Regions from separate parts of the Homo sapiens genome. Here region 2 is linked to region 1. Evidence: chromatin loops called from intact Hi-C (ENCODE). Cell type or tissue: CD14-positive monocyte. All regions are shown on one strand. Links, peaks and the distances in the headings refer to the core of each region. The heading gives the core; the rest is flanking DNA.

Region 1 (12,355 bases), core at 2,951-10,950:
ATTATTAAAAGATCAGAGCTGGCCGGGAGCGGTGGCTCACACCTGTAATCCCAGCACTTTGGGAGGCTGAGGCAGGCGGATTACAAGGTCAGGAGATTGAGACCATCCTGGCCAACATGGTGAAACCCTGTCTCTACTAAAAATACACACACACACACACACACACACACAAAAGTTAGCCGGGCGTGGTGGCAGGCACCTGTAGTCCCAGCTGCTCAGGAGGCTGAGGCAGGAGAATGGCGTGAACCCGGGAGGCGGAGCTTGCAGTGAGCCGAGATCGCGCCACTGCACTCCAGCCTGGACGACAGAGTGAGGCTCCATCTCAAAAAAGAAAAGAAAAGATCAGAGCTGACTTGTTACCATCATAAAGCACTATTGTCTCAGGGATACCTGGATTTTAAAAACTGCCTGTCTTAAGTTGGGTTCCCCAGAAGCAGATGCTGAGAGGAGAATTCAGGAGCAAATGATTTATTAAAGAAGTGCTTCCAGGGGAAACGGGAAAGGGAACTGGAAAGCAGGACAGGGAAAGGTTCGATCTCAGCCAAATCCTACAGAGGCAGCTTCAATCTGTTTTTGCAGAGGAGCTCTAGAGGATGAGTTATGCCTCAGAGTCTGTCCAGAGCTTAGGCAAGGGAACCAGGATCCAGACCCAGACACCACTCAGTCGTTGGCTGAGGGCTGCAGGGATGGAATGTCCCAGGCATTTCTGACTCTCCATATCCATGTGATCAAATGACCCCAGCAACTCAAAGCAGTCCTCCAAAGAAGAGTTACACATACCAGTAGTAAAAGCACACCAAGGCTGGGGAGGGGCACATCATCACGTGGATCCCCAGAGGTGTCCCACCTGTCCATCAGGGGCTTTACCTGGAAAGGATAGATGGTGCGAGAATTCAAGGTGATGGAGCAGGTGCAGATGCTTGGGGTTCAGTTGAACCAGCCAGGACCCTGACGAGCCTGTGCCTGGCCAGCCTGCCGTCTCTTAGTTATGATGCTGTTCGTGCCTCTTGATTCGCTCTCTGGCTTTCCCCTCAAGGCCTTTGGCATGGATGCCTAAAACCAAAGCTCCCTGAGTTGTTCAGCCCTCCTGCCAGGACGACTGAGACAGAATTCACCTCCAAACCTGGAAAGTGTATGTGGTCTAAGTCTGGTCGACTTGGTTAAAGTTTATCAGGTTTCAAACTCTGTTTGGAATCGCAGGATCAGAGAACCTAAGAAAACTAAGTGACCATATTTTAGACAGAGACGTATCATCCACCTTAACATCTCTATGAGTTCTCTTAATTCACTGGTGCTAAATGATGTCAAAAAATCCAGGCTCTCCTCACCTTCAGCCTTTCCTCTGCCGCCAACTCCCCGTCATTTTTGCTTCCCTTTCCCCCTCCTTCCTGTTTTTGCATTTCTGACCCCACTGTCCTTCTCCCAGCTGGATGGCCAGTTGTTGGAGCTGGCACAACTGTGACACAGGTGAAGCCACCTGTTTTCTGCCAGGCCTTTCTCTCCCACCTCCAGCAGCTGTTAGCTGGGCATTTCAAAGGCCCATTGAAAGGAAGGGAAACAGGAGAGGGCAAAGCAGGCTCTGCCAGGCCAGCCAGAGTGCTGGCCAGCAGCCGTCATCAGCCTGTGCTGGAAAAACAGATTGGGAATTTTCAGCCAAATCCAAATCATGGCTCCTATTAAGAATCATCCAGACTCAAATTCCAAGTTATGTTTGCATCTCTGGAGCCACAGGGTAAGCTAAGCCTGTTTACACATGAACAAACAGAAATTTTTTAAAAGATCCTCTTTCTTTTACAGCTGATTTAACTTTAGCATTAAAAAGAAAAAAAGCAAGCAAGCAAACTTTTCTGTGAGCCATGGTTCTATACCGTTCACTAGAAATATAAAGGGTTCCTGGGATGTGCATGGAGGCTGGCTCGGGTTCCCCTCCATATTCAGGAGGCCATTTGGCACACAGAACATTGCATCATGTTGATGCAAAAGTAATTGCGGTTTTTGCAATTACTTTCAATTTTGCACCAACTTAATATTACTCCAGTTATTATCCTGCAGCTTAAAGCATAAAGACATATGCTATGCTTTTTAAAATTTCCTTGTGGACTTTGGTTATTTTTACTTAGCAGGTTAAGGTGAGTGTTGCATTTAAATATAAACGTGGAAAGCATTAAAGAATTCCTTGGCTGGGCACAGTGGCTCACGCCTGTAATCCCAGCACTTTGAGAGGCCGAGGCGGGTGGATCATGAGGTCAGGAGTTCGAGACTGGCCTGACCAACATGGTGAAACCCATCTCTACTAAAAATACAAAAATTAGGCTGGGCGCTGTGGCTCACGCCTGTAATCCCAGCACTTTGGGAGGGAGAGGTGAGAGCATCACAAGATCAGGAGTTCGAGACCAGCCTGGCCAATATGTTGAAACCCAGTCTCTACTAAAAATACAAAAATTAGCCGGGTGTGGTGGTGGCGCACTGGTAGTCCCAGCTACTCGGGAGGCTGAGGCAGAAGAATCGCTTAAACCCTAGAGGTGGAGGTTGCAGTGAGCTGAGATCATACCACTGCACTCTAGCCTGGGCGACAGAGCAAGACTCCATCTCAAAAAAAAAAAAAAAAAAAAATTAGCCAGGCGTGGTGGCATGCACCTGTAATCTCAGCTACTCGGGAGGCTGAGGCAGAAGAATCGCTTAAACCCTAGAGGTGGAGGTTGCAGTGAGCCGAGATGGTGCCACTGCACTCCAGCCTGGGCGACAGAGCGAGACTGTCTCAAAAAAAAAAAAAAAAAGAATTCCTTAATCCAACCAGGTGCGGTGACTCATGCCTGTAATCCCAGCAATTTGGGAGGCCAAGGCAGGTGGATCACTTGAGGTCAGAAGTTTGAGATTAGCCTGGCCAACATGGCGAAACTCCGTCTCCACTAAAAATACAAAAATTAGCTGGGCATGGTGGTGCATGCCTGTAATCCCAGCTACTTGGGAGTCTGAGGCACAAGAATCCCTTGAATTCGGGAAGAGGTTGCAGTGAGCCGAGATGGCACCACTGCCCTCCAGCCTGGGTGACAGAGCAACTCCATCTCAAAAAAAAAAAATCCCTACTCCTACATCTTTCTGTGTTTTAATCCCTGGACATTTTGTGAGGAAAAGCAGTTTCTAGGGGAGATGCTGTCAATAATATTGTGCTGCCAGCATTGGCTAAAGAAGCCACATACTCACTATTTATGCAACTTATATTGCATAAGGAAATGTTTATGAAATTAAAAAACCAAGCCAAATATGGCATAGAGTGAAATGTGTATTCATTGTTACAATTCCTTTAATCCAAAAAACAGCAATAGCTATTTAGGGATAGTGATAAAATTATGTGTGCATGTGTGTATGTTAAGCAGTGGATTAAAGAAAATAATTCTTGCAAAATGCCTGGTCAATAATAAGTTCTAAAATATGGCAATTTACTATTGATAAACAGGAAAAAAAAATCCCATGATCAACTAAATTTTGGAAAGTTTTATTTAAACAAAATTAAGCAGGTACCTTTACTGCAAGCTCTCAGAGCCACTTATATGCTAATAGCTTTGTGACTTGCCAAGAGAAATAGTAAAATACACTCTAAATCCCAGACTTACATGAACACAGAATCCCTCTTTCTTCCCTAAGTAAAGACCAGAGTTCTACAAAAGCATTTTGGAAAACTCCTATTCACACTATTCAGGAAATACATTAAATTTTTTTTTTTTAAGACAAGGTCTTTCTCTCTCCCTGTCACCCTGGCTGGGGTGCAGTGGCACGATCTCATCTCACTGCAATCTCTGCCTCCAGGGCTCAAGTAATCCTCCACCTCAACCGCTGGCCTCACCCCCCCAACACGCCCCCACCAGTAGCTGGGACCACATGTGTACACCACCACGCTTGGCTAATTTTTGTGATTTTTTTTTGCTAGAGACAAGGATTCGTCATGTTGCCCAGGCTGGTCTCGAACTCTTGGGATTGAGCAATCCTCCCACCTTGGCCTCCCAAAGTGCTGGGATTACAGGCATAAGCCACTGTACCCAGCCAAATAATACATTTTTAAAGCCAGGTTCTATTACTATACACTTCATCAGATACAGGTTCTCACTCCCATTCACCTACCACCATCCAGCTACCTTAACTTCTAATTTGTTTATTTCATTACTAAGTGATCAATTATATCTTTGCATGAATTTTGGCAAAACAAGGTCTTGTCAGTGGACTTTAAAATATATTTTCAATTGCAGTCTTTTTGGATATGAAATGTAACACATATGTACATATAACCCAAATATGTATATCTCCATATTTAAACAGGGTACCAATATAAGTTTTTCTTCTGAATGGCTTACTGATGGGTACCTTGCTAGATATCTCAGAGAGGATCTACTACAGGCAACTCATTACTACAGTGTTGAAAAGGCTGAAAGAACAAAAGGGGAAGATGAGATAACCCACATATTAGGAATGTGAGGAAATACTATCTCTCCTGGGGCTGTGGAATAAAAGGAGGGGAAAGGGTTACCAGGCGTATCCTCTGTACTCTGCTGCTGGGTTGTCCTGCACTGTCTTGGGCGCACCAGGGAGCAGCCACAGACTAATGCTGAAACTGCCAAATGCTGCAAGCCCTGAGCACCAGCGCGCGGACCTGAGGAATCCCCATCCCCCTGTCCCAGCGCCTCAGAAGCCTGAAGCAAGCTCTCCTCTGCCTGACTCCCAGTCTCCTGTCAGGGCTTCCCAGGGAGGAACCTAACAGAAAGCCATCTGACAAGAGTGTATGGGAAATGAAATTTCCAGCTTCCTAAAATACACCTCAGGGAACAGAAGGGAAGGAACAGAAGCTAAGGACCCACAAAGGACCAGTATATTGGCAGAAAGATATTTAAAAAGCAATCATATATGTAAATTTTAAAATAAAGTCATTTCTTTTTCTTTTTTTTTCTTTTTTGAGACACAGTCTAGCTCTGTCGCCCGGGCTGGAGTGCAGTGGCACCATCTCGGCTCACTGCAACCTCCGCCTCCCAAGTTCAAGCACTTCTTCTGCCTCGGTCTCCCAAGTAGCTGGGATTACAGGCACCTGCCACCACGCCCAGCTAATTTCTGTATTTTAGTAGAATCAGTGTTTCACCGTGTTGGCCAGGTTGGTCTCGAACTCCTGACCTCAGGTGATCCGCCCTCCTCAGCCAGCCAAAGTGCCGGGATTACAGGCGTGAGCCACCACGCACAGCCAGAATAAACTCATTTCTTTTTCCTCGTACAATCGAGAGAGAAACTGGTTTCTTTTAACTTTGCAAATTTGAATTAATAATGAAGACACTAAATTAGCACTGAACTAAGGTAATTTGGGGGAAATAAGGACTTTTTTTAAAAAGAAAATTCTTTCAACTCAGTTTTGAAGGAATGAGAACATGAAATAAAATTTTCATAATTTATAGACTTAAATTTCTCTAAAATATGTGTACTTGATTTGGCCAGGCATGAAATTTTAATTAGTGCTAAGTACATCATCTCATGTCACTCCCTTTTTAAAAATGTTTTTGCTTTTTGCAAATTTCACTCCTTGCTCAGGTTCTCAGGGCTATTAATATTCACCCCTGGGCTCTTCACATGGCAAACACTGCAGCCTGGTCGACTGTGCTGTACACGTGCTCAGTAACTAAGACTACAACTCAGTTGCAGCACAGTGAAACTTGTGGCTCTAAATGATGAGCCTGAAGCCCTCAAATTCCTGAGCTGCTTTTGAAATTATTAAAGAACGATTGAATTGCGTCTGGTTAAATTTTTTGCATAACATTTCCCAAAATATAGTCTACAAAACTCAAGTTCCTTAGGCTATTAACAGAGTACTTTAGTACGGTTTCTTTGATCTAGTAAGTCTCGGAAAAATGGTTTAAACCAGTGCTTTTCGAACTCCCTGTGGTAAAGGACCAGTTTTTTGTTTTAATTTTCAATTTGTCTCAGACCAATTTTTTTGCAAAATACAATAAAACTAATTTTTGAATAAATGAAATGTTAAAAAACAAAAAGAAATACTACCCCAGCTTTTTAAATTAGTAGTGTCAACAAGCATTAAATTATTCTAATTTCTCTAAACTTTCTAAATGCTTACCTAGTTCATTTCAGTACTTGTCACAGACCAACAAAAACAATTCAAACATTCAGTTGAATAAGTTTTCATACCACACTTTACATTGAAACAAAATGTAAATGTTTCATTACTAAAGTACTTCTCCAATATTTTAATTTGCTAATGGGCACTGGAAATTTATAAGAGATAGATACCACTTGCAACATAAAGGATATTTGTTCAATTAAATAAAGGCAGAACCTCTTCTTTTGGTTGGTTGGTTTTACCAGCACATCCTATGGAATCTCTGTTGCATATAACAGGCTTTGAGAAACACTTTTTAGTATGTTTTGTTAAACTCTAATTCTCTAAAAATTGTAGCTCCACACATGTTGCATAGGTTAAGTTTCCTTCCCAGCACACCTGTATTTTCAGGGAATTCCAAATTAGAGAGAGAGAAAGAGAGAGAGAGGAAGGAGGAGGAGGGAGGGAAGGAAAGAAGAAAAAAAGGGAGAGAGTATTATCTTGCATAAGCAGGTATTAATATATGTATGTGTAACTGATAAAAAGAGCCTAAGGGTTAAAAATCTTTCAAAAGTTGCTTCTGTCTTAGACAATTTTCTTTCTTAAATTTTCTTTCTTTTTTAAATTTTGAAAAGTCATTGCCATATATCCAGACAAGTGGTGCTCACCATGGAACCCACTTGTGTTTTGGAGGGAGCTGCCCTGCCAGCCCCAGGAAAGTACTCATTCATAAGGAGGGGAGGCTCGTAGGCTGATCCCTCAGGCTGTGACATTCACAAGGTTAAACGTGGGGGCGGCTAGCAAGCCAGGCTTGAGTATGCTTTCTATTATACTTCCCTAGGCAACAGGGTGGGTTCCTGTGCTATCCTCTCTTCTAACTTCCCACCACTGAGACCTCAGCGACGATGGCAGCTGCTGACATCACCACAAAACACGGCCTTCTTGCCATCCCTTGTAGTCTGTGGATTCCTAAAGATACACAAAGAAGGTGTAGGCGGGAATGTCAAAGCCTCCTCAGCGGGAATATTTAAGGATGCAGACGGTTGGAGAACTCACGTGCCTTGGATTGCCTCTACCAATTGGTACAGGGCACCCAGTCTGCATGCCAGTCCCAGAGCCCTTGGACTGAGAAGTTCTGGGTTCCAGCAGCCTTAATGCTGGGTCTCCTTGGACAACTTAATCAGCCTCTGTAGACCACAGTTCTTCCTCTGTAAAATAATACTAGACGACCACTATGGCTCTTTTCAGGATATAATTATGTAACCTTAAATAAAGAAATAGGCCTAAGGCAAATATAAGATTATAAAAGTATCTACACTACAATCTACTGTTATACATAGATTGATAGGCCTAATTTGCACATTCTTAATTATGTGGATAATTCACAATGAAAGTATGTATTTGAGGCAAATGTGAAAGTGGAGGTTCCACGAAGAGCCATCTTTTATATAGAATTAAGTTGACAAGTGACTGTTGATGTGACTTCATAACCCAGGAAGGTCTCCTTACACAAAACAAATACATTGCACAACTGTTTGCTGAGGCTCTAAGCTCTGTTCATAGCACACACAAACTCTCATTTCCCAGAGATCAGGATGGAATCATGCTACGATGAAGTGCCTGAAAGACAATCTTCCCTGAGAGAAGATTTTATCGTGGGTCCCAGCTCAGAAAGTACCTAGTTAGGCAAATTAATATGACCTAAGCTCTCAGTACTCAATAAGCCATCCAAAGACCAGCAGCATCAGCATCTATTAGGAGCATGTTAGAAATGCAGACTCTCATGCCCCACCCCAGACCTACTGAATTGGAATCTGCATTTTTACCGGACCTTAAAGTTTGAGAAGCCCAGAGCTAACAGGAAACTGCATTCTGAGTGCTTTGTGCATACAATTGTGAATAAATATGAATTACTCAGCCTTGAGGGCTTCTGGTAAATCAAATTGAGGCTGGTTTGGGTGCAAGCCAGTAAATCTGAGAGGGGAAAACTACAGCAAGGGAACCTGAGTGTGGACAGACATAATTTATCTGCTACATTTGCATAGAATTGGATTACCTCTTTGTTATTTTTCCTCAATTTGATTTTTTAAATGGAGCCATTATGATCCAGGTCTAAGGGATTCAGAGTCATCCACCAAAGTGGTGCTGAGAATTAAGAAAGTGCCTGCCTCTTCCCTTTTAACATTTCGCCCGCTTTTAGGGGGAAGGGAGGTATATACATTCCCAACTTACCCAGATCAGGGGTCCTTAACTAGTGGTCTGTGATCTGGCCGTGGCATGGTGGGAGACGTCACATCTCCAGTGTCCAACTACCCTGGGTTGTAATCTAAAGTCTGCACTTTGCCAGCCATGTAGTTTCAGGCAATTTCATCTCTAAGAGTCTTCATTTCATCTGTGGTAAAATGAGAATACTGATACTTACACTGTCCTCACAAGCAATTCAAAGATATAGAGAATCTAAAGCACCTACCTGGGATTAGGCAATCATGCTCATGTAGCAAATGTGAATGTCTTTTCCAGTTCCAGTGTACCAGGGCGCTTTAGCCCAACCACCCTCTTCCAAAGCCCCACTCCCACCAGCTCCTCGTCCAGTGGTTTGACGAACGTATATTTAGGGCCTTGGGTGAGCCAGGCAAATTAATAAATAACAGAGCTTTCCCTGTGGAGGTCTTCATCCAGTAAGAGGTTCATATGGAGTTCAATGATTCTGAGACTTTCAGATTTCACAAGTCATTAAAATTACAAAAATAATTTAGGGCAGTGATAGAGGGTTGCCAACTTTTGTGTGTGTGCGATTGTTGAGAAAATTGTTTTGAAACTTTCATTGTTTCTAAAAGAAAAGCCTATTTTAACATCAAAAAAGTAGGATATTATTGAAGGGAACCCTTTTTATAAGAATGAATGAATTTGACTCTTTGAAAAATATTGCATTGTGCTTTTTTTTTTAAATCTCAATGTAAAGAAATGAAAATCTCTTCATGAGCCTGTGGCATTTGGTACCCACTCCTTTTTAAAACGGCAGAAGGGTAAGGGGATAATTTTATCTACAAGTTGCCAGAAAGTCTTGAGGCCTGAAGTTTGCTGATCATATCTAAGCTCTACCTTCATCTCCCTTCCCCCCAACACTCCAGAATTTTTTTTTTTTTAAGACATTGCCTTGCTCTGTCACCCAGGCTGCAGTGCATGGCGTGATCTTGGCTCACTGCAACCTCCACCTCCCAGATCAAAGTGATTCTTCTGCCTCAGCCTCCCGAGTAGCTGGGACTTCAAGTGCACACCACTACACCCAGCTGATTTTTGTACTTTTTGTAGAGACAGTTTTCTCCATGTTGCCCAGGCTAGTCTCAGACTCCTGAACTCAAGTGATCTGCCTGCCTCGGTCTCCCAAAGTGCTGGGATTATAGGCATGAGCGACTGCACACAGCCTGAATATGTTTTATTTGCATAAAACAATGCTTTCTGTAGGTCCTGGTTATAGTTGGGCTTTGGGAGGGAGCTGAAGACTCTAGCAGATATTAACCAATGAAATTGTTTTATTTAATACTCTTAGCAAATATATGTTTCTAAAAGAACTGAAAGGAACCAGATCCATATGTAGGCAGATGCTATTGCCAGTTGAGTGTGATTATAGATTATTATTATTATTATTATTATTATTTTTTGAGATGGAGTTTCACTCTTGTTGCCCAGGCTGGGGTGTAATGGTGCGGTCTTGGCTCACCGCAACCTCCACCTCCCAGGTTCAAGCAATTCTCCTGCCTTAGCCTCCCGAGTAGCTGGGATTACAAGCATGCACCCCCACGCCTGGCTAATTTTGTATTTTTAGTAGAGACGGGGTTTCTCCATGTTGAGGTTGGTCTCGAACTCCTGACCTCAGGTGATCTGCCCACCTCAGCTTCCCAAAGTGCTGGGATTACAGGCGTGAGCCACCTTGCCCGGCCTACAGATTATTTTTATGTACTTTGAACTTTTCACTACTTTCCACCTTTCCCCCAAGAATATGTATTATTTATACAATAAGAAAAAAGGAGTTATCTTGAAAAAAAACAAGAGTGTAAAAATTCTGGACTATGGGTCTGGGGCTCCCTGGAATTGTGCAGTATATTACCTGTCCAGCCATATGCAATGTGCCTGCATGAAATACACTTAGTGCCACTGCATATACCCTTTTATATCTTTTGAATTCTTTTTTTTTTTTTTTCTGGAGAAGGAGTCTTGCTCTGTTGTCCAGGCTGGAGTGCAGTGGTGCGATCTCAGCTCACTGCAACCTCTGCCTCCCGGGTTCAAGCGATTCTCCTGCCTCAGCCTTCTGAGTAGCTGGGATTGCAGGTGCACGCCACCATGCCTGGCTAGTTCTTGTATTTTTAGTAGAGACGGGGTTTCACCATGTTGGCCAGGCTGGTCTCGAACACCTGACCTCAAGTGATCCACCTGCCTTGGCTTCCCAAAGTGCTGGGATTACAGGCATGAGCCACCGTGCCCGCCCTGTATCTTTCAAATTCTGTGCTTCATGCATATACAATCTATTCAAAAAATAATTGATTAATTTTGGAAATGTTTGGGATACTCAAAGGGGAATTCCTGCATAGTGAGGTTTACCTCATTTTCTACGTACCCTTGTGAAACCCCACCCAACCCTCCCCATCTTTGGGCCTTGAGAGTCTCCTCCTGTGGCCACCTGACTGGGTAGCAGGTGCCACCCCAATTAGACAGGGTAGAAGATGTGATTATCTTATCTGGCAGTGTGGCCTGGCCTGGCTTGATTGTTACAATTAGGGTTACAAATCACAAATCAAAACAAAGGTCACTTCAAAAGTCCAGTGCTAACCAAAGCATGATGCTATATGAGAAAGTTAGGTGAAAAAGAAAAAGAGCTTTTCAAAACCAGGCCACAGATGACTGAGTGGACAGAACTCTGGGGCCTTCTGGGGCCTGTCTCAGGTCTTTAAGGTAAGCTGAACATTACTACTCATTAGTAAATTTTGAGATGAAAGCTTTTTTGCTCACCTAATTACCATTTTTTCCAAAGCATCTGCTTCTGGGAGAAGATTAATTAGTTGACTATTCCTGAAGGATGGATTTCAGGACATCAAAGGCCTGCAAAATGTAATGGAGAGAGAACCAAACTGTGGAAATGTTCTCTTTGGAGGAATGAAGATGAGAATGCGTTGTAGGAACATCACTATGAGTAAGCTTTGCATTGATTTGCTTTCTTTTGTTTCAGAAAAAAGAGGCCCCTACCAGGATACAAATACTTAACTTATACTGTATTTTATTAGCCTTCTCGTTGCAGGACTTATACCTAAAAATGTTCTCTCTCTCTTTGGATAAACACCTCGGAGTGGTATTCTATCTAAGACTAGATGCACAGACCTTTTAGATACTTAGTATGAAAAACACAAAACTCAAGGATGGCTTCCTTATGTGCACCTCAAATGTTTCCTCATTTTGATTCACCAGAACTTTTCCTTATAAATTTAAATAACTCAACCAACAAATATATATTGAAAGTCTGTGCAAGTTTACCCTACGCCTGTGCAGACACCTTGGGCTCAGAAACCCGGCTTGCCAGTGTCCCTGTCCCTAGCCCATGGGACTCTGCTCCTCCACCACTTTTCTTTTCCTTTTTGAAACATTGTCGGCCGGGCTCACGCCTGTAATCCCAGCACTTTGGGAGGCCAAGGCGGGTGGATCACAATGTCAAGAGATTGAGACCATCCTGGCCAACATGGTGAAACCCTGTCTCTACTAAAAATACAAAAAATTAGCTGGGCACGTTGGCAAGCACCTGTAGTCCCAGCTACTTGGGAGGCTGAGGCAGGACAATTGCTTGAACCTGGGTGGTGGAGGTTACAGTGAGCCAAGATCGCACCACTGCACTCCAGCCTGAGCCACAGCAAGACTCCATCTCAAAAAAAAAAAAAAAAAATTGTCATAGCATTTATGTTGTAATTTGATAACTACATATATTTGGTAGAAATTTTAGAAAATGTAGGAAATTTTAAATTATTCCTAAGTTCAACATTCAGAAATAATTGCTATTAGTGGCCAGGTGTGTTGGCTCACACCTATAATCCCAGAACTTTGGGAGGCCAAGGCGGGTGGATCACGAGGTCAGGAGTTCAAAACCAGCCTGACCAACATGGTGAAATCCTGTCTCTACTAAAAATATAAAAATTAGCCGAGCGTGGTGGTGTGTGCCTATAATCCCAGCTACTCAGGAGGCTGAGGCAGGAGAATCGCTTGAACCCGGGAGGCAGAGGTTGC
Region 2 (12,355 bases), core at 1,963-9,962, 61 kb before region 1:
GGGAAATCCGTGCCCAGGTATCAAAGCTAAAAATGAAACATATGGTCAGTAGGACCCTTGCATAGGCTTCTCCCTAACCTGGAGCAAGTCAAAATAATAGAGACAGTCTTATATTCCTTGTCTCGGGTCGACGGAATCTGAGACGAGTCAAGGTAACAGAGGCAGCTGTTTGAATAGATTCATCGGAGGGTCTAAGGCAGTCTCCAGACCAAGCTGTAAGGGAGGTAAGATAGAAATAATCATTCAGGTACCACAGTAGACAGACCTTGAAGGTACCAGGGCCCTCACAGCTTAATCAGACTTAGCAAGCATTTTTTGCCTCTGACCTTCTAGTTGAAACAAAATTAGTTATCAGTGGACTTAGGCGAATGCTATACTGTACGTAGACACATAACCCCAACCTATATAAACACTAAGAATACTGTAACATTTCGAGTTGGTCTGGTGGAGTTATCTCCAGCCTTCTCTCTGTATCCAGTTACAGCAATAAATCCCCTTCTTTCCTAGTTTGCTTCTCATTTTTGAGCCTCAAGAAAACGCAGCCAGACCCAGTCTGGCTCTGAGACCACTTTCAAGCATGTTTTATGTATATTGTCATAGTACTTACACACAACACACACACACACACACACACACACACACACACACACGGTCCTTCTCTCTCCACAAATGGTAACATACTAAAGATACTCTTCTGTACTTTCACAGTGCAAGTACCATATCCCACACCTAGGATTTGGCTAAGGCCACAGCCAAGTGAAGGCAGGGTAGGCACTTGGCCTCTAAGCTCTGCATCCAGTGCTCCACGTCCAAGCTCTGCTTGCTCCCCACAGCACTCCCCAACTCATCCACAGCAGCCAACTCAGCCGCAGGCTGCCTCTAACAACCACACACAAAAACAATGAGAAATGGCCCATGCTGCTTTCTGGGCAGGACACTCCATCCTGCAGAAGGGACCTAAAGGTCCCTCACTCCTCCACCTGGGAAGCTGGGCTGCCAAGGGATGGGGCAGGCGGTAGGACTCACACTGTCCATGTTCTTCTGCTGCATGGAGACAGCAAAGAGTCCATTACAACTCTCCCACACACTGCTGGGAATACTGCAGGCCGCTGGCCAGATCCATGGACTCTCCTGAAATGAGAGAGGTTGAGATGGGGTCCAAAGGCCTATCAAAGCACCAGGTTGAAGGATGACAGGGTGCCCAGATTCCCACCTTCAAAGTGCCTGGCAGCACGTTGCATATGATACAGTTCAGTATTTAATTTTCCTTTCTCAGACATCAGTTTGTTGGTTCTCTGAATTTGAACCTTTGGGAGAAAAGCCAAGCAAGTGCTGAAAGAGAAGGAAAGCAACATTCTCCAGAGGACAGGAGGGAACTTCACACCCTCCACTCACCTCTAACTGCCTCTTTAGGGTTCCCTGGTTTTGCTGGCTTTCTTGCTTTTCCTATAGGAAGAGGAAGACAGAGCTCTTACTAGGGGGAGGCAGAGATGGCACAGCAAAGACATGCCCCCAGAATTCCACCAATGCCCCAGGACAGGCCCACCCATGGGACCAGGTTATCAGGGACCCTGTGGGGATGAGGTGGAACCTGGGGGGTGAGCCTTCTTCCCAGGCTGGGGGTCAGCAAGACGAGACTAGCACCTCTACATCTGAGTGCCCCCCAAACCCAGCAGTCATGCTGTGAGCAAAGAAATTACATTACTAGTGTGATTCTAGTTGATCCACAATTTCTTGGTTGTGCTGTTTCCTTGGGAGAGTCAAAGGAAGGTGACCAAGGGTGGCCCCCTCCACTCTATTCCCCAGGCCATGAAGCAGTAGGCAGGGGCCAGGAGTGGATTTTAAAGGCAAAGTTCTCAGACCCACTAGGATCATGAACTGGTAAACTCTCCTCAAGCTCCCAAGGACAGAGGATTTGGGTCTTTGTTGGTTTTGGCCCACAGCCACAGAACTGAAAGTCTGAATCTGGATTCTCTCAAAAGGACAGTGACATAAACCTCTATGAGGCAGGAAAATAGGGTCTGGAGGCAGGGAACCTAAGGCTCTTTCGCTCTGACTTCCTAGAACCAAAATGAAAAGAAAACCCTAACTTTCCATGTCTAAGTAACAAAGAACCAGAGGCTACTACCTCTGACCTTTTCTGTGAGGCAGATGGGAAATTGGCTGTCTGCAACAAGTAAGACTGATTGCTGGTCAAGTCTTCATTTGCAAAGAAGTATAACTTTGTAACTTCATCCTAGCCTCTGATTGGTTGCTTTTTGCAACTCATCAGATTGTTTGCACAGGAGTGTGACTTTTGTAACTTCACTTCAGCCTCTGGTTGGCTGCTTTCTGCAACCAATCAGACTGATTGCGGCTACCATTTCAGTTACATGAGGTGAGCATGAAGTGGCCGATGGGAAAATTCTGGTGGGTATTTGGACCAGGAAGATTCTGTATCCAGGCCCCTGAGCTGCTGCTCAGGCCCACTCCCACACTGTGGAGTGTACTTTTGTTTTCAATAAATTCCTGCTTTGGTTCTTTTGTTGCTTCATTCTTTCTTTGATTTGCTAGGCGTTTTGTCCAATTCTTTGTTCAAAATTCCAAGAACCTGGACAACTTGTAGTCACGACCTTCTACCAGTGACGTCTATAGATGGAGTCTGAGAAAAGCCCACCATTCTGCCAGCTTGTGATTTAGAAAGTGCATTCATTCAACATTGGCTAAGCACATACGGGCCAGGTACAATTCTTCATAGCAGGGATATAGGATGGAAAAGAATCCTATAGATTCAGACAGGATCCCTTGGCCCTGAGGTTTACATTCTAGTAGACCTTTAAATCTTGGACTCTCAGAGCTAGCAGAGACTTTTGATACTCTCCACCTCCTTGAGAAACGCAAGCCCAAGGAGGAGAGGTGGCTTGTCCAGAATCAAAGAGCAAATTAGGGACTGAGTCAGGGCAGAAATATGGAGTTCCTGACAACCAGTCAGACTAGCACTTCCCCAAGAGGCAACAATCCCAAGGCATGTCTGGCAGTGACTGGAGCAGGCATGTCTGGAGAAGAGACAGTAGGCAAAGAGGGCAGCAACAGAAGAGCCATGATGCATGCTCCATGATCTGGGGTCCCTCCAGCTGAGACCTGGGCCCCCCAGCTCCCCATTTGCCCTTGGCACTGGGTGCTCCTAGCCCCTTTCTTCAGGGCCCCAAGGGGAAACTGGAGCCCAGATTGGCAGAGTGGAACCAGGAGACCCTACTGGACTCTTAACTATTTCTCAGTTATTCTATTGAGTTGATTGTTTGTTAGATAGCTGGAGTCCAGGGTACAGTTACCTCTTGATAACAGCTCTGAAATGCACGCAGAGAGGAGGAGCTGGAGGAGGACTGTGGGGAGAGTCAGAAAGGGTAATCATTAGGGCTGGGAGCTGTTGGGATGTCTTAGCGGGCAGAGGGTCATCCAACCCCCACTGTGGGAGGAGGTTTGAGGGCTGGCCCAGAGGGCCCAGGCCCTCTTACGTCCAGATTCTTCAGGGTAGCAGATTGTTAGAAATGAAAATTCAGAGTCGTAAGGAACACGAAAACACAAACAAAAGATTTCTCAGCAAGGCAATTTTACTTCTGCAGAAGGATCCTGTTTGCAAGCCAGATTGCCTTGAAAGCACACCAAACAAAGGAAAGCAGGAGTTTTTATCCCTGATGCATCAGGACCGTACTGCTGTGTCCTATCTCCATTGGCTGGAGCTGGAACTCACAATCTAAACTGATTCTGACTGGCTAAAATCTTAAAACTTTCCTAAATAGGTAACGGCACAATGGAGAACAAAGAAAGGGAGGGGGTTACGTACAGGAAACTGGGATAATAATAACATTTCCAAATAAGGAAAAGGCATAGGCTACAAGCTGGGACATGCCTGGGCATGTCCAAGCATATCTAGGCAGACTAGAAACTAGAATAAACAACTTAGGCTTTGTTTAAAATATAAGGACATAGAAACATAGAATACACTTATTTCTCTACTATATTTAACAGCTACCCAGGGCATAACAAAGAGTCATTAGTAAACTAAAAGATTTATTAGTTTGTAGCATAAAAAGAAAAGAAAACTTGAAAGAAGTTTTTAAAAGGAACTGTTGTTCTTCTTAACACTTACTGTTTTTAAAAAGGGAAACTTTGAAGAGGAACTTTTTATTCTTAACACGATGATGCAGGGCCCTCCCAGTGGATACCTGTTGCTGACTACAAAAGATGAGAGTGCGCATGGAAATGTTCTGCCCCTCAGTGTCTAAGCCCTATGACCTCCTTTCTTCCCCAGCAACTGGCAATATTTTCTTTTCTGCCTATCTTGAACCCTTCATTCCATAACTCTTTTGTACCAAATTCTCTCACAGTTCTTATCTCCCCACCATCCCTCCCTTCAGAGCAGCTCTCATCTGGTGCTTCTGCAGCAAAAAATGATGCAACCAGTCATGTGGTCCAACTCCTTCACGTGAACAGCTTCAAGGGAGAAGGCTAAGGGAAAAGGCGACTTCCTCAACATTGCCCAGCAGCAAATCAGCTGCTCCCAGGATCTGTCCTCTCTTGCAAAACCCTGCCTCAGTTTCTTTCTATCATACTTTCCTTGCCCCTGCACCCCACTCTGGGCTTCAATTTCTGAGGTACCTCAGAGGCAACACCATTGAGCTGTTGGTAGAGTTACTGCAGGCTCTTGGTCAATGAGAAAGTCCTAGGGGTGGAGACATGGGTCACGGGTGCAAGTGGCTTGATGGGAAAGAAGGTCATGGGCAGTGGCCTTCCTGACTCCCTTGGCCTAGAGGCTGCTGCCCCAATAGGAGACACTCACTTGGTTTCACCTGTAAGATTAGGGCCATTGTCAGCATCATGTTTCTGTGTGGGAAGAAACATATAAGAGGGTCATTCAATTTCTGGTAACAATCACCCAGGGTGGGGTGAGCCAAGCTCCCAAGCTCATTCCAACAATCTTGCATCTCCCCAGACCTCAAGGAAAAGTCCAGTCTCAGCCTTCCCCCAGTCCAGTTCCCAGGAAGGCCACTTGGTCCTAGAGAACAAGCTACCTGTGAGATAGCGAGACCCCGTCTCTCTAAGTTCTCACCATGTTGCCCAGGCTGGTCTCAAACTCCTGGGCTCAAGTGATCCTCCCACCTTGGTCTCCCAAAGTGTTGGGATTATAGGTGTAAGCCACTGCACCTGGCCTATTAACTGTGTTTCTGATTCAGGCCTTTTCAGGGAAAAAAAGTTGCCCAACTGGAAGCCTCTCCCCGCTCTCTGTAGGTAAAAAGACAATAAACCACAGTCACCACCCCCACCCTGTCCTTTTACATCCAGAAACATCTACCCAACCAAGAAACAACCCAAAAAAACAGACATAAGACATCTGCCCTATGGCTCTTGGCAACTTAGAAATTGTGGGGCCTCTTTCCTGAGAACAGCAGTTGGGGACCATCCTAGGATTCAGGACTTGGAGTCATTTGGAGCCTCTCCCTTGCCCTGAACTGGACCTACTTGCTTGACCAGAGCCCCACCCAGCCTGTCTCCAGGCTCTGGCCTTACTCTTGGCCCAAGCATCTGGCTCTAGAGATCTTCTAATATCCAACAGGCCAGGTGGGCAGACAGTGGAAAAAGCTGGCTGACCAGCTAAGCTTGACAAGAGAAAACCACCAGGGAGCCAGGGCCTGGACAGGGAAGCTGGGTTTGGAGGAAGTGGCTACACCTCGCTCCAGGGAAAGGACTGCCTGCTCACTGGACCCTTTGGTCCTGGCCTCTGAAAACCCAAATCTGCTTCCCTCCTTAGAGCAAGTGCTGTAGAGGCTGGAAGAACTGAAGATAATTTTAAGTCTTGTAGCTAAGAATGGAGTTTAAAAAAAATAAAGCCTACTCTCCTCAAATGGTCCCATCCCATTAAGATTTTTTTCTCTCTCCATTATTCCCTACTTCTGGAAATGTTATCAGCTCTACTCAGGATACTGCAATCACAGACCTACACTCCTGGAGTAGAAAACTTACATGGTTGGCCAGGCACGGTGGCTCACGCCTGTAATCCCAGCACTTTGGGAGGCCGAGGCAGGCTGATCACGAGGTCAGGAGATCGAGACCATCCTGGCTAACACAGTGAAACCCCGTCACCACTAAAAATACAAAAAATTAGCCGGGTGTGGTGGCAGGTGCCTGTAGTCCCAGCTACTTGGGAGGCTGAGGCTGGAGAATGGCCTGAACCTGGGAGGCAGAGGTTGCAGTGAGCCAAGATCACACCACTGCACTCCAGCCTGGGCGACAGAGCGAGACTCCATCTCAAAAAAAAAAAAAGAAAGAAAGAAAATTTACATGGTAATAAAAATGAGAAATTTTTAAAAAAAACTTACATGGGAAACAGTTATGGATATGGAGAAGGTATAAAAGCAGCAAGGAGCCAGGCGCAGTGGCTCATGCATGTAATCCCAGCACTTTGGGAGGCCGAGGCTGGTGGATTACTTGGGGCCAGGAGTTCCAGACCAGCCTGGGCAACACAGCAAAACCCCGTCTCTATTAAAAATACAAAAAAATTAGCCGGGCACGGTGGTGGGTGCCTGTAATCCTAGCTACTCGGAAGGCCTGAGGCATGACAATCACTTGTACCCAGGAGGCAGAGGTTGCAGTGAGCCGATATGCCGCCACTGCACTCCAGGAGAAAGAGCCAGACTCTTGCCTCAAAAACAAACACTAAAACTAAACAGCAAGAAGGAAATATGTGGATCTGGGCCTTTGTTTCCAGAACAGAGACCTGGGCTGGGCACACAATCTCAGAGCATTAGAAAACAGGCTTCAGACCCCCTAATCCACTGGACCACTGGCAGAGAAAAAGCCAAATACACGGCTGCAGGATGCCCTTAGGCCTGTGCTCCCCACAGTACCACTCAGTATCTCCTCTGAGCTGGCAAGGTGAGTTACAGCACCTGGACAGACCTGACCGACTGCGGGGGTAACAGGTGTGATGACTGAACAACTCTCTAACAGCAGCCAAGGGTGCTCTGTCTTAGTCCCCCTCCCCATGCCCATCTTCAACAGGATCTGGTGCCATTTGTGCCCTGCTCCTCTGGCTTGTCAGGAGCCCCCCAGGTAAGTTAGATATGAAGGAAATGCCAAATCACAACCAGAGGAAGTCATCTCCTAGCCCCGTGTACCCCCATGCCCTGCCCCCACCAGACTCCCTGTGCTCCTGAAAGGTGCTCTGTGAATTCATAATGATGACCATGACCTCACCACTCCCCCTGCCTCCCCCACTCCCCTTATGGATGAATGTTTACCCACCTTAAATCTTCAAGCCAGCCTCAAATGCCACTTCCTCCGGCCTCGAGTCCATTCGGAACCAACCTACCCTTCAGCTGAGCATTTGGAATTTTCCAAAATTCTCTCTTTCCTCCTTCAGAGGAGTCTGCCTCACTCAGTGTGCAGCCTAGCTTGTTCATCTATTCTCTCCATTGTTTATTTAGCAAAGTGTCTTTGCTATCAAGAGCCCAATGAATATGGCTAAGTGTCCGTTTGATTTTAAAGAGATTAGGGGCAGAATGTTTCGGTCACTTATCTGTTTGGTTAACCTCATATTTTTCACAGTTAGTTCCTCCAAAAAAATAGATTCAATCCTTCCAACTGTAATGTGAACTCATTTTCTCTTAACCCTATGTTCTCTACTCTTAAACCAAAGTGAATTAATTTTAAAAAATCACAAACTTCTATGTGGTCTAATGATTGCCTTTAGGGCAAAACCTAAAAGTTGGTTGGGTTTTTTTCTCCATCCCTCCTAGTCTGAGAGTATCACACTGGGCACTCAAAAGCCCAAATCTCAGGCCGGGCATGATGGCTCATGCCTGTAATCCCAGCACTTTGGGAGGCCAAGGAGGGCAGATCATTTGAGGTTAGGGGTTCGAGACCAGCCTGGCCAACATGGTGAAACCCTGTCTCTACTAAAAGTACAAAAACTAGCTGGGCATGGTGATGGGCACCTGTAATTCCAGCTACTCAGGAGGCTGAGGCAAGAGAATGGCTTGAACCCGGGAGGCAGAGATTGCAGCAAGCTGACATTGTGCCACTGCATTCCAGCCTGGGTGACAGAGCAAGACTCCATCTCAAAAGAAAAAAAAGTCCCAAATCCCACATGCCTGCTCTGAAAGTTATTCTCAAATTGTTTTTAAACTTTAAGGTATGTCACACCTTCTCTAAAATGATAAAAGATGTGGGGGAAGGAAAAAAACCCAATCAATCAAGCAAGTGAAGAAGCGGACAAAAACAGGCTGAAGGTTAAGGCAGCAAAATATAATAAGCCAAAGGCAAAGTATCCCCCAAAACCAGAGAAGCCTAAGGGCATGCACAGCTGGAGAGAGCAAGCCAGGGAGGAGTCTCAGCACTCTCTCACCTTCCATTTGTCCAATGTGGGGAACGCAGCACCTTCACAAAGTCCTGAATCTACAGGAGGCGAAAAGGGAAAAACAAGGGCAGGGGGAGAAAGAGTCGCTTAAAGAGAGGCAAGAAAGTCAGGGAATGAGGAAGATATAGGTTCAGGGAAACGAAATGCTGAAGAAGAGTGGAGGAGGTCAAAACCATGACCTGTGGTTTTGACCTCCTCCCACCAAATGGCCACCTGCTGCCTTGCCAGGGGCAGGAACAAATAGATGGGAAAGTCCCCTAAGCGATGCAGTCACACAGAGTGGGGTCGCCTGACCAGTGCAGCTCTTAATACACTCACTGGACCCCTCTCCTCAGGCCCAGGACGTGGGCGATGAATCTGGTAGAGCTCCAGAAGACCTCCACCTCTATTTTAAAAACCAGACTTCTGAGTAAGGGTTCACTTGAACAAAGGGGGCTCCAGCTAAAAAACGAAAGACACTGATCTTACCCAGTATCATCTTACAGAGGAGGAAACTGAGGACCAGTGGAAGAAGTGATTTTTCTGTGGTCACTCAGCAAGCTGATGGCAAAGATGAACTCAAAAGTTAGATCTCCGAATCCTAGTGCCTGGGGCTCTCCTCACCACACGCTGGGGCCCTTTCAGTAACTCCTAAAGGGACAGCCTGATGGGCAAATGACTGTTCTCATTGGCCTGGTTTCCCCCTTGAGACTGGGGATGAGGAAAATCAAACAGCAACTACCATTTCCTGGGTGTCCTGGGTGTTTACAGCAGGCCCCTTACTAGGGATTAACACAAAAACAACAGCGATAACAAATCTCATTTAAACCTCACAAATATATGTAAAACAATACCACCCCTGTTTTACAGATGTGAAAAAGGAGGCCCAAAGAGAACTCAAGCAATTTGCCCTAAATCATATCCCTAGCAGATGGAGAGGTAGGATTCGAACCCAGAATTCTTAACCAGTACCCGACAGTTCTTCCACAATCTTAACAATTACCCTCTACTGCCCTTTGGGCCCCCTGCCCTCAGGAGCCTGGTCAGCCAAGACTCACATCCCCAGGTGAGTGGCAACCACCAGAAGTGGTTGTCTTAGTGCTACTGCCATTTTTTTTCGTTTTCTTCCTCTTTATTCCTGCCAAACATCAGGGCTGTTCCTCTGCTGATATTCTCTCAACTTTGGAAAAGAAGAGCAGTAATACTCATGAGAACTGCAAGCCCCTACAGTCACATCGTACGTTACAGTTTTTACAAAATACTCTTATATACCATCTGATTTAATGCCACCAACAACTGTACAAGGTGTTGTCACAATCACTTAGTGACAGACAGGGATTGATATGATGGCTACAAAAAAAAAGGCAATAATGAAACTTAAACTCAGTCTTCTGATCCAAGCTCTGGGGTTTTGCCATGAATCAGCAGCTGCCAGGGACCAAAACCAGAGGCAGAGGTAGAAAAGTAAACATGAAATAGGCAGGAACTGTACACTGTGCAGTTTAGAGTCACACATCCTCACACGTCTGTTAGAGTAAGAAGTGCACCAGCACCTCTTAAACTTTTACATCAATGTATCTTCATGGCAGAAGGCAGCCTTTCTGTTAAATCTGGGAATTTATCAGAAAGAGGACAACCCAAGCCTCATTTCAGAGAGAAGTCTGGTATACTCTTAGAAATCTATGTGACTGTCACCCCTAAGTATATTATTTTTTCTCTTTCAAGAGAATCAAGCGAAACTGATGCTTCAGAAAGATGCCCCATATTTATCCTGTGCCACGCAAAGTACCCTAGGTTGACATGAGATGAGGAAGATTCAAGCTGTCAAGTTCAGTTTCCCAAGATCTGTTCCACAGAAGATGAGCAGATCTCACTCCAGAGACCACTGACTGAAGGGCACTCTGGTCTCAGAACCATGGAGAACTCAAATACGAGGTAGAGAACTCAGAAAACAAAATGCTGAAGTCTCTCTTAAGAAGAGAAGCCTGGAAGGAAACCAACCAATCCCATTCTCCCATTGACAACTGTCAATGGTTGCTCACAGGTTGGGGCAGGGGTGGGGGTGCAGTGGGGAGTGTAGGCTTTTCACACTATCAGTGTCTAAATTAAGGGAGTAAGGCAACCTGAAACCTCTTGCTCCCAGGTTCCATAGTTCCCATTCCCCTTCCAGTTGGAAATTTGTACTGCAACCAGAGGAACCAGATAGGGGGTGAGAACACTTAGGGGACTGGGTCCTAAGATCAAAGGCCAGTCTTGTGGCAATAATGACAGTTCTCAGGGGGACTGTGACTCACTACATTCCACTCCTTGTTGGGGTGATCAGACCCAACACCAGGCCATGGGGGCTACGAAGTCCGGCAGAGTCAAAGGAATGAGAAAAGACAAGTTAAGGCATAAAGTGGGACCAGGGGGCCAACGCTAGTATGGAGGCTGTGAAGGCCCCGAGCTCTGGGAGCCTATGCCATTTATTGGTAATCCAACAAAGAAGCAGGTAGTGAGGATATGAGGGTTGGGAGAAAGCAGTGCATCAGGTGAATGAGCTACAGCTGTGACGGTTTAGCATTTTCTTTGAAGTATATGGAACATGTTATGCTACTTGAGATAATGGGAAACATGTTCTTCTAGTTTAAGATACAATCGTTTTATGAACCTGGGATTGCTAGAACCAAGAAGCCAGCAAGTCTAGACACATTCCAGAGGCCACGAGGGGTTTTATGCCCTGAGCCCTGGATTCCATCCAAGCCATGAGGGGTTTTATGCCCTGGTCTTAGATTGTGGTGTGGCAGGGCAGACTTCCACCCTTCAGCATGGAGATTGGTGTTCCAAAGGTCATGAGGGGTTTTATACTCTGGACCCCAGACATGTTCCAAGACTCTTTTGCATGATGTCAGACGTGCAAGCCCTGCCTCAGCTTCTCTCCCAACCCTCAGCTTTTCTCCCAACAACTCCTCCCTGTTGGGGGGGCCACATCGCTCTGAATGGTAGAGGGGGTGCTTGGAGACATGAGCTCAAAAAGCCTAGGGAGGTCTGGCTTGGGGTGGCAGGAGGTGAGGACCAAATCTGGAGTGGAGAGCCCTGGGAGTCATTGGCCCAAAGTCACCCAGGGGTGACCAGTGAGGGTGGGGACTGGGCTGCTGAGGGGGCGGGGCTGGCTGACAAGACTTTGGTTGGGGAAGCCCAGAGGCCCAGCCTGGTATGCCTCAGGAGTGGCACGGACTCTAGCAGTGGTCCTGCTGTTGAAGGGGGCTTAGGGCTGGGTCAGGTAGCCACAACCCCGTGCATTTTACCTTTTTTTCTTGGCCTTGACCAGTTGGCTTCATTTTACCGTTTTTTTCTTGGCTGTGTCCAATTCCCTGTGTTAGTTTCTTCCGACACCACAGGGCAGGGAGGGAGGTGGGGTTGGGACCACATCAGTGTAATCCTGGCAACCACTGCTAAACACTTCTAGCCAGCTACCACCAGTTGTGCAACTGAGCCAGAGGAGGCATAACCAGGGCCGCACTAGAATGCAGGATAAGGGCATGGCTTCAATGCTCCAAACCCATTGGTCGACGAGAAAGGAGGGAAAGGGAAAAAAAAAAGGGAAAGGAGGCATGGCCAGGTGGCAGCGTGGCCAGAGGGACCTGTGGTTTCACAAGGAAAGCTGCACAGGCAACCGCTCTCCCCGCCCACTCCAGGAAAGGGGCAGGGCTGGCTTTCACTTTAAAAACTTTAAAACTTAAAAAAAAAATCTGCGTGTACTTTATATATATGTGTGTGTCTATGTGTGTGTATATGTGTTCTTTCAGAGCTGTCTTCATTATACAGCTTCTATGCCAGGTCTTTGATTTTGGCCTTTATTATTCATCTTCGAATGGAGCACAAGAATTACCAGTATTACCTCAATTGAGGTACAAATCCTATAAAAATGGAAAACCCATAGCATGCTCGATGATTAAGGCAGAAGACTATATTATCCAACATTCCAATAAGATAAAATAA

What was found. Peaks named below come from ENCODE experiments on the same cell type or tissue, not always from the same donor. Only the 100,000 strongest peaks of a DNase experiment are listed, where the experiment ranks them.
Region 2: it touches region 1 in a loop (4-fold over the local background); 3 of 110 quality-filtered maps call a loop at or near these places.

Annotation. Positions count from the first base shown.
Region 1 is chr15:62,318,908-62,331,262 of GRCh38, forward strand. No RefSeq gene overlaps it. Among named protein-coding and RNA genes, the nearest start is that of MIR6085, 18 kb to the right of the region's middle. In CD14-positive monocyte, for the core only: no CTCF peak of the experiment used is centred there; no DNase peak of the experiment used is centred there; H3K27me3 peaks cover 592 bases.
Region 2 is chr15:62,258,896-62,271,250 of GRCh38, forward strand. It overlaps LOC102724938 (a long non-coding RNA gene), which reads left to right and starts at 8,066. Exons shown (of 3, transcript XR_932342.2): 1 at 8,066-8,170; 2 at 9,245-9,440; 3 at 10,100-10,181. RefSeq lists an enhancer at 3,311-4,510. In CD14-positive monocyte, for the core only: no CTCF peak of the experiment used is centred there; no DNase peak of the experiment used is centred there.